Regions from separate parts of the Homo sapiens genome. Here region 2 is linked to region 1. A link is a contact called in ENCODE Hi-C or POLR2A ChIA-PET data. All regions are on one chromosome and are shown on one strand. The core of a region is the stretch at or near the end of the contact, and the rest is flanking DNA. Distances in the headings are between cores, read along the strand shown.

What was found. A loop is a pair of places that touch in the nucleus more often than their neighbours do. ChIA-PET counts read pairs that join two places held with the same protein, here RNA polymerase II (POLR2A). Pooled maps may share reads with other maps.
Region 2: a map with no recorded cell type shows a loop between it and region 1 (9-fold over the local background). The contact joins two enhancer-like sites. A Hi-C loop is called at or near these places in 2 of 37 single-sample maps with no recorded cell type and 4 of 50 pooled maps. POLR2A ChIA-PET finds 5 or more read pairs at or near these places in 3 of 52 experiments (GM12878, MCF 10A and WTC11).

What each region holds. Positions count from the first base shown.
Region 1 is chr2:62,035,694-62,041,715 of GRCh38, reverse strand. All of the region lies in intron 2 of COMMD1 (copper metabolism domain containing 1), which reads right to left. Among named protein-coding and RNA genes, the nearest start is that of COMMD1, 130 kb to the right of the region's middle. Within about 2 kb of position 2,320, at least 5 of the 41 ENCODE cell types and tissues checked have a DNase peak (open chromatin) inside an H3K27ac peak, as active enhancers do; they include GM12878, where a contact is called at or near this core.
Region 2 is chr2:62,285,586-62,291,607 of GRCh38, reverse strand. No RefSeq gene overlaps it. Among named protein-coding and RNA genes, the nearest start is that of MIR5192, 83 kb to the right of the region's middle. RefSeq lists a silencer at 3,440-3,734. Within about 2 kb of position 3,532, at least 9 of the 41 ENCODE cell types and tissues checked have a DNase peak (open chromatin) inside an H3K27ac peak, as active enhancers do; they include GM12878, where a contact is called at or near this core.

The DNA.
Region 1 (6,022 bases), core at 1,071-3,570:
TCCGCGGCTTCATTCTTGAAGTCAGCGAGACCAAGAACCCACCAATTCCGGACACACTAGCACTTTGGGAGGACAGGGAGGCAGATGGCTTGAGCTCAGGAGCTCAAGACCAGCTTGGGCAACATGGTGAAACCTCATCTCCACACAAAACACAGAAAGAATTGGCCAAGTTTGCCCAGCTACTTGGGAGGCTAAGGTAGGAGGATTGCTTGGGCCTGGAAGGTCAAGGCTGCAGTGAGCTATGATAGCACCACTGTACTCCAACGTGGTGACAGAGTGAGACCCTATCTCAAAATACTAACAAAATGCATAAAAACAGCTCAATGATTACTTTTCTATTAATAAAACTGGCAAAAGAAAACACACATCAACTTTACAAATGTAATTTATTGAGCGAAAAAAAAACCACAAGTAGTTTTCATTATTAACAAATCAAGAGATTCATGATTTTTAATCTAGAGAGTAGAAATGGATTAATTTAAAATAAACTAAAGCCACGAATTAAAGAAGTTCCAGTCTGAAACATATTATATGTTAGATGATGGCATCTACTGACTAAATGTAATATTGCATTCCTGTATAAGTCATGAATATCTAGAGGAAGAGCAAAGTTTCTGGTGGCATGGACTGATAAGATCCTCGTAATGTTCTGGGGGTAGAGTACAGCAGTGTGAAGAGGAAAACAGTGACCAATGGGCAAGAAAAAGGCCAGGCACAGTGGCTCATGTCTGTAATCCCAGCACTTTGGGAGGCAAGGTGGGCAGGCCACTTGAGGCCAGGAGTTTGAGACCAGCCTGGCCAACATGGCAAAACCCCATCTCTACTAAAAGTACAAAAACTAGCCAGGTGTGGTGGTGCACACCTATAATCCCAGCTACTCAAGAGGCTGAAGCACGAGAACTGCTTGAACCCAGGAGGCAGAAGTTGCAGTGAGTCGAGATCGCGCCACTGCACTCTAGCTTGGGTGACAGAGCAAGACTGTCTCCAAAAATAAAAGGGAGGGGGGAAGGGGGCAAAGAAAAATTCCTGTACTAAAGACTATGACACAACCAAAAAGTAAACTGACAGGTGTATACTAAAATCCTCAAGCAAGGCAAATTGATCTTGGTGATATATAATTCCAAGAACTCCAACCTTAATTTTCTTCCTGAAATATTTTGTCTTTTGGGTTTTCATTTTTAGGGATATTATGTCTAATTTCACCATGAAAAATACAAGTAGGTTTCACTTCACATAAATTGTTTTCAAGAGAAACTATACTCTGAAAAGTAAAAGATATATTTTATAAATGATTTTTCACTGAGAACATAGGGAAAGAAAATGAGTTTTACACCAGGGAGAATTGTACTCAACCCTCTGGCCCTGCTACTAACTTGTATGACCTTTGTCTTCATTTATTTACCTTAAAATACATTTTTTAAGAACTGGCATATAATAGGTACTTTTTCTATTTTTATTTTTTGAGACAGAGTCTCACTCTGTCACGTAGGCTGGAGTGCCAGTGATGCAATCATGGCCAACTACAGCCTCAACTCCCTAGGCTCAAGTAATCCTCCCACCTCAGCCTCCCAAGTAGCTGGGACTACAGGTACATGCCACCATGCCCAGCTAATTATTGTAATTTTTGTAGACAGGGTCTCTATGTTGACTAGGCTAATCTCAAATTCCTGGCCTCACGCAATCCCCCAAGTCTTGGCCTCCCAAAGTGCTGGGATTACAGGCATAAGCCACCGTGCCCAGCTAAGCGGTACTCTTAACAAATGGCTATTGGTATGATTATCAAAGGGATTGCTAGCTATATAAATTTTTCCCAGGAGGGCCTTTGGGCAATAAAACTACATGTTACTATGCCAGAAAATACTTGACCAGTTAGGTTTCATAGTTCCTATGGAATTCTTGGTTCTAAGGATATTTGTGTTTAGTAGAAAGAGCTTTAAATAAGAAAAAAGAACACTTCTTTTCAGGTATTTAATTTTCTTAACTTCCAAAAGATAGAAAATACTACCTGGCATATCTCACACTTAATACTCCACAAGCAGATATATATGTTCCTTCGTCAGACAGAATTGTGCTTTCCTATATTTCCATAACTACGTACCAGAAACTGGCCAGCAATACTTGAAATTGCAACTTGGGCTATCCAACCATGGTGGTATGATGCAAGAGCAGCTTACTCCCCCTGATATTTAAGAGGCATATGCTGTGCAAGAGCTAGAAAATCAGCCAGCACCACCTAACCACAATGTGCTATTCTCACTTCCTCTCTGAGTCAAGTTTGCTAATCAACTCCTCAAAGAAAGGCCATAGTGATATTCCATCAGGTAAAAGGGAAGAGCACAGGCTTGTTCTCTTTAAGGCTGGGACAACTGCCAGGACTTTTCTGAATAAGACCTACTCTTTATGTGTATCCTTGCAATCATAAGATGTAGAATGTAAATGAATATACAAGCTAGGAATGGTTTCCTTAAAAAATGTGAAGTGCATATTCTCTGCTTGAAGGAAAGAAGACAGGAAATAGCATCCAACCCAACTACAGAGTAACTTAACAGCAGTCAGATTCAGAAAATGTGCTAACCCAATTTTCAGGCACAATTTTCTGGCCCTTCAAAGGCTGGAAATAAATGCAAGCATTCTGAGCTTGATTTCTCTTGGGAATGGCAGAGAAAGTTAAAGTTTTCTCCAAATTAAGCTTCATTTATCTACTTACGTTCTTAGAAACTGTAAAAGAAAATCAATATAAGTTTTTCAAAATACATACACACAACTATATATGCTGTGTATATGAGTATACATAAACTGTCTTTCATTAGAAATGAAATTTTAAGGAAGGTGGCCAACAAATCTAACATTAAAAAAATAAGGAAACAGGCTAGGAGTGATGCCTCACACCTGTAATCTTAGCACTTTGGGAAGCCAAGGCAGGCAAATCACTTGAGGTCAGGAGTTCAAGATCAGCCTGGGCAACATGGTGAAACCCCGGCTCTACTAACAATACAAAAATTAGCCAGGCGTGGTGATGTATGCCTGTAAGTCCAGCTACTTGGGAAGCTGAGGCATGAGAATTTGCTTGAATCCAGGAGGCTGAGGTTGCAATAAGCCAAGATCGTGCCACTGTACTCCAGCCTGGGCAACAGAGCAAGACTCCGTCTCAAAAATAAATAAATAAATAAATAAATGATAAAAAATAAAATATCAAAAAATAAAACATTTAAAAAAGAAACAATCATGCCTAGATAACAGAAAATTGGAAAAAAGAAAGCCATACGTTATTGTGATAAATTCTACAACAAAATTCAAAGCCATTTTCAATTTCTCAGTTATTGGAGTATTGCTGCTATTATTAACAATATCTTCATTACTTAATACATTTTGATTCATCGTTTTTTGGTTATTTTTGTTGTTGTTGTTGTTTGTTGCTGTTGCTGTTTGAGACAGAGTCTCACTCCGTCACCCAGGCTGGAGTGCAATGGCGCCATCTCGGCTGACTGCAACCTCCGCCTCCTGGATTCAAGCAATTCTCCTGCCTTAGCCTCCCAAGTAGCTGGGATTACAGGTGCATGCCACCACGCCCGACTAGTTTTGTATTTTTAGTAGAGATGGGGTTTCACCATGTTGGCCAGGCTGGTCTTGAACTCCTAACCTCAGGTGATCCTCCCATCTCGGCCTCTCAAAGTGCTGGGATTACAGGAGTGAGCCACCATGCCCAGACTGATTCACCAGTTTTTAAGACCACTATCCAAGGACAACTCTGTGAGGCAGACCGAATTAGTTCTGTTTTATATGTGAAAAACTGAGAAAAATATGTTAAGTGACTTATCTAACAGTACAAAACTAGTTAATGTGACAGCCAAAACTGGAACATAAGTCTTCTAACTCCTAGATCTTTCTACTAATCCAGTGGTTTCAAATTTTATTTTACCCCCAGAATCTTCTTTCAAACTAATTTTTTGTAGAATCCCACTAATTTAACAGATAAAACTGGAGCTCCTCCAACTAAAATGGCTATTAGGGCCAGAGCCATGTATATTTCAGTTGGCTTCTCCCTCCCCCATGATGGGCTTTGAGACTTCTGGGTAACATCATAACTCCAAGGAGCAAAATGTAAACCATTAAAAGTTATCTCCCTAATTGCCCAAGGAAATCCATAAAGTTCTAATCCAAATATGAATAAGACTAATAACCAGTAAAATGATACCTCTCGCAGCTACCATATCTAAGACTTTCATAATCATAAATATATATTAATGGAAATAAAAGTTATATCCCATACATACCATTCCAAAGATCATGGCCACATAGAGTTTACTAATTACAAAACTGCTCCTATGCACTGTGTGACAGAATGGGAAGGAGCTGGGCAGGGTGTATCCCATTTATTTGGCAATATTACCATCTCGTTTATAATTCTACCTAAGCTATTTGTTTCCCAAGTTAAATATAGATACCTTCCTTCAAATAAAATCTTATGCAGAGAGCATCTTATGAGCTATTCTATTGTAGTTAAATGAGGCAGGGGGCAGGCAAAGCCAGACAAGCCTCTCCAAAGCAGCCCAGGCCTCTTGGAACATTACGACAGAGGCATGACTAGCAAAAATAAAGGATTATTTCCAAGTTTCCAAGTGGTTCTTGAAATGCAAATGGTAAAGAGCATACACTGTTGATGGACTGACATCTGAAAAAGGAGAGGTGATAATACCTGATTTATAGGCATAAGTAAATATACTTGAATGCAAGGTACAACAAAAACTCATTGTCCCCAATCACCCCAATAAACCACTATATATCACTCATCTACAAATGGCTCGTAAAACAACAAGAAGAAAGTATTATTTTAAAAAGTCCTACCACAAGAGTATGAGCAGTAATCAAAAAGCAGGTTAAGTTTACTAATCCTAGGGGCCAAACAGAAAGTAAATTTTAGTTTATCTTTGAAAATAAATCTTAAATTCAGAATAAAACCAAGGTGGAAGTGATGGATGGTCTATGTATACAACCACCAATGACAGGCTATGTCTACAAAGCATCACGAACATTAGAACTGATGTCAAAGTTTAAATCATATAAGGTCAGGAAACAACAACAACAAACAAAACAAAACAAAGCCCCTTACATCAGCTCCAGAGGAGCCACTATCAGCTGCACTTCTTTCTAACTTCCAAAGACATACCATCCAATACATTAGCTGTTATACCTAATACCATATCCTGCAGTTGTAATACACAATAATTTAAAGACTACGAAGACTATGTGGTCTTCAAAAAGAACAGCAAACTGGAATGTAAGTTTGTTTTCTCCTTGCCTATGTTACAAATTACTCATGTGAGCTAAAAAGCAAGTAATTTTTTTCTCAAGCCTTTTCATTTGTTAAAAAGGATTTTAACAGCTGCCCTACTTATTTCACAGTATCATTGTAAGGATATGATAAAACAATGTCCATAAAACACTATTTAAAGTATTATTATGTAACTTGTCAGTGTGAAAGATACTCATTTTACCAACCAATCATAGCAAATAGAAGGTTTATCTTTGTTTACTAAACTTGAAAAGATTCCATATTAATTTAGCATTGTTGTCTCAAGAAGAAAAAAATCCCTACACCTTTTTTCTAAGAAACCATCCTAACTTTGTGTGTGTGTGTGTGTGTGTGTGTGTGTGTGTGTGAGAGACAGGGTCTCACTCTATCACCCAGGCTGGAGTACAATGGAGTAATCTTGACTCAATGCAGCCTCCGCCTCCCAGGATCCAGACATCCTCCCACCTCAGCCTCCTGGGTAGCTGGGACTACAGGCACATGCCACAACACACGGCTAATTTTTTGTATTTTTTTTTAGAGACAGGGTTTTAGCATGTTGCCCAGGCTGGTCTTGAACCCCTGAGGCTCAGGTGGTCTGCCCACCTCAGCCCCCCAAAGTGCTGGAATTACAGGCATGAGCCACCATGCCAGCCCTGCTTTTTTTTTTTTTTTTTTTTTTAATTGAGACAGAGTCTCACTCTGTTGCACAGGCTGGAGTGCAGTTGGCAT
Region 2 (6,022 bases), core at 2,283-4,782, 250 kb before region 1:
AGAATACAAAAGTCTGAAAAAGATCTCAAAAGACAAATCTTAGGTTCTACTATAGGAGCAACTGAGGAAGTTGCAAACCTTCTGACCTCTGGCCACATGACTCCTGAGCAGCAAAGAATTGTAGAAACTATGCCTATATTTTAGCAGAATTCAGTCCTTTCCCACAATCCTAATTAGTCTTGCAAAGGCAGTTTTAGTCCCCAAACAGGGAGGGGATATGTTTTAGGAAGGGACTGTTATCATCTTTGCTTCCAAATTCAACTATAAACTAACTTCCTCCCATGGTTAGCTCAGCCTGTGCCCAGGAATGAGTGAAGACAGCCAGCCTGTGAGGCCAGAAGCAAGATGGAGTCAGCCATGTTAGATTTCTCTCATTATCACCATCTTTGCAAAGGTGGTTTCATTATTTTGTCTGTGCTTCTTGCCAACTGGCTATTGATCCAGGTTCCCATGCCCCCCTCCTTGGGTTCAATTAATTTGCTAGAGTGGCTCACAGAACTCAAGGAAACACATTTACCGTTTTTTTTTTTATAAAGCTTATTACAAAGGAAATGAAGAGATACATAAGTTGAGGTATGGAGTCTGGAGCTTCCGTGCCCTCTCAGTATTTGCCACCCTCCCAGAACCTCCTCATGCTCAGCTGTCCAGAAGCTCTCTGAACCAGAACTTTTCGGGTTATTATGGAGGCAGGCATGATTAAGCCATTGGCCTTTGGTGCTTAACCCAAACTTTAGCCCCCTCTCCTCCAAATGAAGAGATGCATAAGATAAGGAATTGCAGGGAGAGCTGAAAGTTCCATCCCTCTAATCCTGCCTTGGTCTTTTTGGTGACCAGCTCACATCCTGAAGTTAGGTAGGGGCTGCCAGCCATGGATCAACTCATTAGCAAACAAAAAGACTTTGGAGTTCCCAAGGATTTTAGGAGTATGCTAGGAGACCGGAATAAGACTCTCTCTCTCTCTCTCTCTCTCTCTCTATATATATATATATATATATATATGTGTGTGTGTGTGTGTGTGTGTGTGTGTGTGTGTGTGTGTATATATATATAATTTTTTTTAGATGGAGTCTTGCTCTGTCACCCAGGCTGGAGTGCAGTGGCACAATCTCAGCTCACTGCAACCTCCGCCTCCCGGGTTCAAGCGATTCTCCTGCCTCAGCCTCCCAAGTAGCTGGGACTACAGGCACCCACCACCATGCCTGGCTAATTTTTGTATTTTTAGTAGAGATGGGGGGGTTCACCATGTTGGCCAGGCTGGTCTCAAACTCCTGGCCTCAAGTGATCCACCTGCCTCAGCCTCCCAAAGTCCTGGGATTACAGGCATGAGCCACCACGCCCGGCCCAAATATATATTTTACAATATTATACTAGGCCTCTTCTCTTCACTAGCAAGTCTCCTCCACCCTGAGCATCTGGGAACCAGGTCTGCGCTGGTCCTTCATACTCCCCACCACAGCCTCCTGAGGTGGGAATTAGCACCCTGGGACAACTGGAACTCCAAGATTAAGTAAACCTAAACCATTTGTCTCCACCTTGTCTTTCTGCCAATGATCTTTTGGACTCACATGTAGGTCATCCCATGTCCCTGTTAAAAGTAATTTTGAAGCCAATCACAAAAGGCCACATATAGCATGATTCCATGTGTATGAAATGTCCAAAATAGGCAAATCGATAGAGACAAAAAGTAGGTGAGTTGTTGCCTATAGCTGGGGGGTGGTTGAGGGATGGGTGACTAAAGGGTACAGGGTTTCTTTTTGAAGTGATGAAAATGTTCTAAAATTGATTATGAAGATGAACAGGCAACCTTTGTGACTGTACTAAAAAACACTGAATTGTGTACTTTAGATGGGTGAATTGTAAATTATATGTCAATAAAGCTGTTAGAAGAAAAACCAATGATTTTTGCAGATTTTGACCCACAAGATGATCTGCCATTTGCTATATTACATGTGGATATATATGATGTCTCTGTGTCCACTCAGTTGGAAAAGGCCTCCGAGGCCCATTTGGGATCTCACCTGCCTACTCCAGCTGTGAGCATGGAAGGGAAATGAGCTATTTGGGTTGTCAAGAATGTGACAGGAAGGGATCAGCAGAGGCTCTAGGTGGAGGCAGGATGAAAACGTGGAAGCCTTGCACCACACGTTGCACCACAGCCCAGACTCAGGCTCCCAGAGCTCTAGGCTCTCACTGGGCTGGTGGTGAAATGGTGGTGCTGTGAGGTCTCCATTTCCATTGAGAAGTCAATAGAAGATCTCTCAAAGCTGTACCTCCTCCTCTCTCGGGAGGGTTCCAGGGCCCCTGGACAGTCTCCCTAGACATAAGTGTGCCTTAAGATATTTGTGCCCTTTGCTATGTGGGCCTGGGATGGCCACAGCTCTTGGGCTGGTAAGCTCAGGCCTCTAGCAACCTATCCAGGGCTTCGAATTTCCTACAGTGAGCCATGTAATGCTGAGAGGTGAAAATGGTTGGCTGACATGGTTGCTTTGCCCAGTGGTTTTCAAAGGGTGGTCCCAGGACCAGCAATATCAGCATCACTTGGGAACTCTTCAGGAATACAAATGCTCAGGCCATCCCAGACCTATTGAATTGGAAACTCCACAGGTAGGACCCAGGAATCTGTGTTTTAACAAGCCATCCAGGGGAGTCTGATGGACATGAAAGTTTGAGAATCATGATATAGATCCTGAGGTCCCTGAAGCAGAGGGACACATGCTGGTTCTGGATTGCATCCCCAGCACTAGCGACGTCTGCTATAAGAGGCGGTCATGAAGATTTTGTTGAATAAGTGAATGAACGCATGGTTTAGCTTATTTGTGATGGACTGCTTCTCTCTAACCAGCTGCCAACGAGAATATTTGCAAGCTGATAAAAAGAGAAGGGTGTGAGTATATCTGATCGTTCACTCCAGCTTCTTGTTGGCTCTGTTTGATCTCTGAATTATTAAGCAGGACTCATGGCCCATTTCACGTTTTCTTTTTAGAGATGAGGCCCTGGCTCTTTGACAATTTTTTTTTTCTAACCTCCAGAAACAAAAGCACTTTCCATTTGATTTCAGAATCAAGTTCTCCCACTACATCATTCTGGCCCTGGAAGGAAAAGGAGGATGCAGCTAGAAGGATGTTTTTGCATTTTCAAGTTCAAATGTACTCAAATTATTAAACATCTGGCTCTCAGGAGAACCAAGAAACACAGGCCAAGCACTTCTTAGAAATCCTGGGGGATGGGCAGGTTATGCACAGCAAATAGTAGGCCCATTTCCCATTCAGAGTTAGCCAGTGGCCAGAGGCTGGGTGGAGCTTGGTGCCTTCTCTCCTTGGTTTTGGATTATGGGCTGACTTTCAGATTCTCTGAAACTGCCACCTCCCTCAAATTCCCCAAAGCCAGGATTTCTTTGGGCTCACACCTCCTGAAACTAGCTGCTCTGTCACCCAGTGTGGTGCCCTTTCTCCTGTAACCACATACATTTCAGCTGGTGAGAGACTGGCCCCAGACAGACTGGGCACAGTGCCAGGACACTGAGGCATCCTCTGTTTCAGGAGCTCCTGGCTCCCTGCCACCAGCCCCACCCCTCACGAGGTCACCACACTCAACTGACAGGCACTAATCACCCTCTGAGCCATCTCACCCACAATGGACATCCAACACCCTCTATCTTTTTAGAACCAGACCCCTGCAGCAGTCTAATAGAACAACCAGGCTAAGAAACTAATTGCCCCAGGCTGGGTACGGTCGCTCACACCTGTAATCCCAGCACTTTTGGGAGGCTGAGGTGGGCAGATTGCTTGAGCTCAGGAGTTCAAGACCAGCCTGGTCAACATGGCAAAGCTGGGCATGGTAGTATGTCCTGTAGTCCCAGCTACTTGGGGGACTGAGGTAGGAGGACCGCTTGAGCCCCAGAAGTTGAGGGTGCAGTGAGCTGAGATTGCACCACTGCCTGGGGGATAAAGTGAGGCCCAACAAAAAAAAGAAAAAGTAACTGCCCCTTGTTTTCTGGGCTGTAGGCGCATAATGAAAAAAATGAACTATACCTCTCCTCCTATTGGATAGCCAGGCCTCAAGTCCTGGGGCATGGGTTTCCCCTACCCAGAGAGGTGAAGGCTTTATTTTTAGGAAGTGAGTAAAGAGCTGGTGGGATGGCTTGGAAGGAGGCTAGAGAAGGAAGCAGCCAAAGTGGAGGGAAGGATGAGGTGCGTGAGCCATCGGCCTTCTGCAGGCCTCATGACTGGGGGATCTGCACCCTGGGAATGACACGTCCTGAAGGTCAGCGACTGTGGCACCAGAGGCAGAGGCCTGAGAACCTCTGCAAAGAAGTGTCCTAGCTTGGTTTGAAGGAGGAGGAGTCAGCCGGGCGCGGTGGCTCACGCCTGTAATCCCAGCACTTTGGGAGGCCAAGGTGGGCGGATCACGAGGTCAGGAGATCGAGACCATCCTGGCTAACACGGTGAAACCCCGTCTCTACTAAAAATACAAAAAAATTAGCTGGGCATGATGGCGGGCGCCTGTAGTCCCAGCTACTCGGGAGGCTGAGGCGGGAGAATGGCGTGAACCCGGAGGCGGAGCTTGCAGTGAGCTGAGATCGCGCCCCTGACCTCCAGCCTGGGCGACAGAGCGAGACTCCATCTCAAAAAAAATAAAAAATAAAAAGAAAGAGGAGGAGTCATGAGCATGGATGAGATCAGAAGGGCTGTGGACAAATTGCACGAGGAGAAGCAGCCAATGCTGGACCGAAGACGGGGCCTCTTCCCTCTTCCCTAAGACAGTGTAAGCCTGGGCGTCACATGCACACCTTGGGCTGGGTGGATGAAGTGGGGGAGGAGGGAGGAAATCCTAAACAATGACAGAGACTGATTTCCCACTAACCCTAGTGGGGGGAGCATATGAATTTGATTTGTCATTTCTCACACTTTGGGATTCTGAAGAATATTTCACCTCTCCAATAGACTGTAAACTCCTAGTGACAGGGGACAGGTCTTTCACTTTTTACAGAATACCCCTCCCTGGCACTTAACAGTGACAGGCACATCGTGGGCGATGGATTGACTGGGAGCGTATTATCATTTCTACATGGTAATTTTCTTCTCCTGATTCTCCTCCTCCTCTTCTACCGTTCATCTTCTTGCTATTTCTATCCCTACTCCTCTTCCTCCTCTACTTCTACTGCTTTTTAAATTAACTTTCTCAGGTATAATTTGCATACAATTGAATGTACCTTTTTACTGTGCAGTTCTATTAGTTTTTAGATGCTCACTCCATCACAGTCAAGTTGGAGAACATTTCCATCACCCCCTGATTTCCCTTGACTGCCTCCTCGCAGTTAATTCCTTCTCCCACCCCCAGCCTCTGGCAATTTCATGTCAATAGACTCACACAGCATATACTCTTCTGTGTATGGCTTTCTTTGCTTAGCATGATGTTTTTGAGAAGTATCTATGTTCTTGCATGCATCAGCGGTTTGTTCATTTTATTATTGAGTAGTAGCCCTTGTGTTGAAACTGCCTTTGCAAAGACTATGATAGTGAGAGAAATATAACACAGCTGACTCCATCTTGCTTTTAGCCTCGCAGGCTGGCATCTTTGCTCATTCCTATGCACAGGCCAAGCTAACCATGGGAGGAATTTAGCTTACAGTTTAACTTGGAAACAAAGACGATAATAGTCCCTCCCTAAAACTAACCTCTGCCCCCTTGCTCAGGGACCAAAACTAATGAAAGGCCATAAGATTAGGATTATGAGAGGAGACATGAACTCTGCTAAAATATAGGTGTAATCCCTTCCCTCCCCTTCCCCTTCCTCTTCCCCGCCTCCACCTCTCCCTTCCACTCCCCTTTCCTTCCTTTCTTTTCCTTTCTTTTTTGAAACCAGGTGTCACTCTGTCCCCCAGGCTGCAGTGCAGTGGTGCCATCACAACTCACTGCAGCCTCAACCTCCCAGACTCAAGTGATCCCCCTACCTCAGCCTCCTGAGTAGCTGGGACTACAGGTGTGCACTACCACACCCAGCTAATTTTTGTATTTTTTGT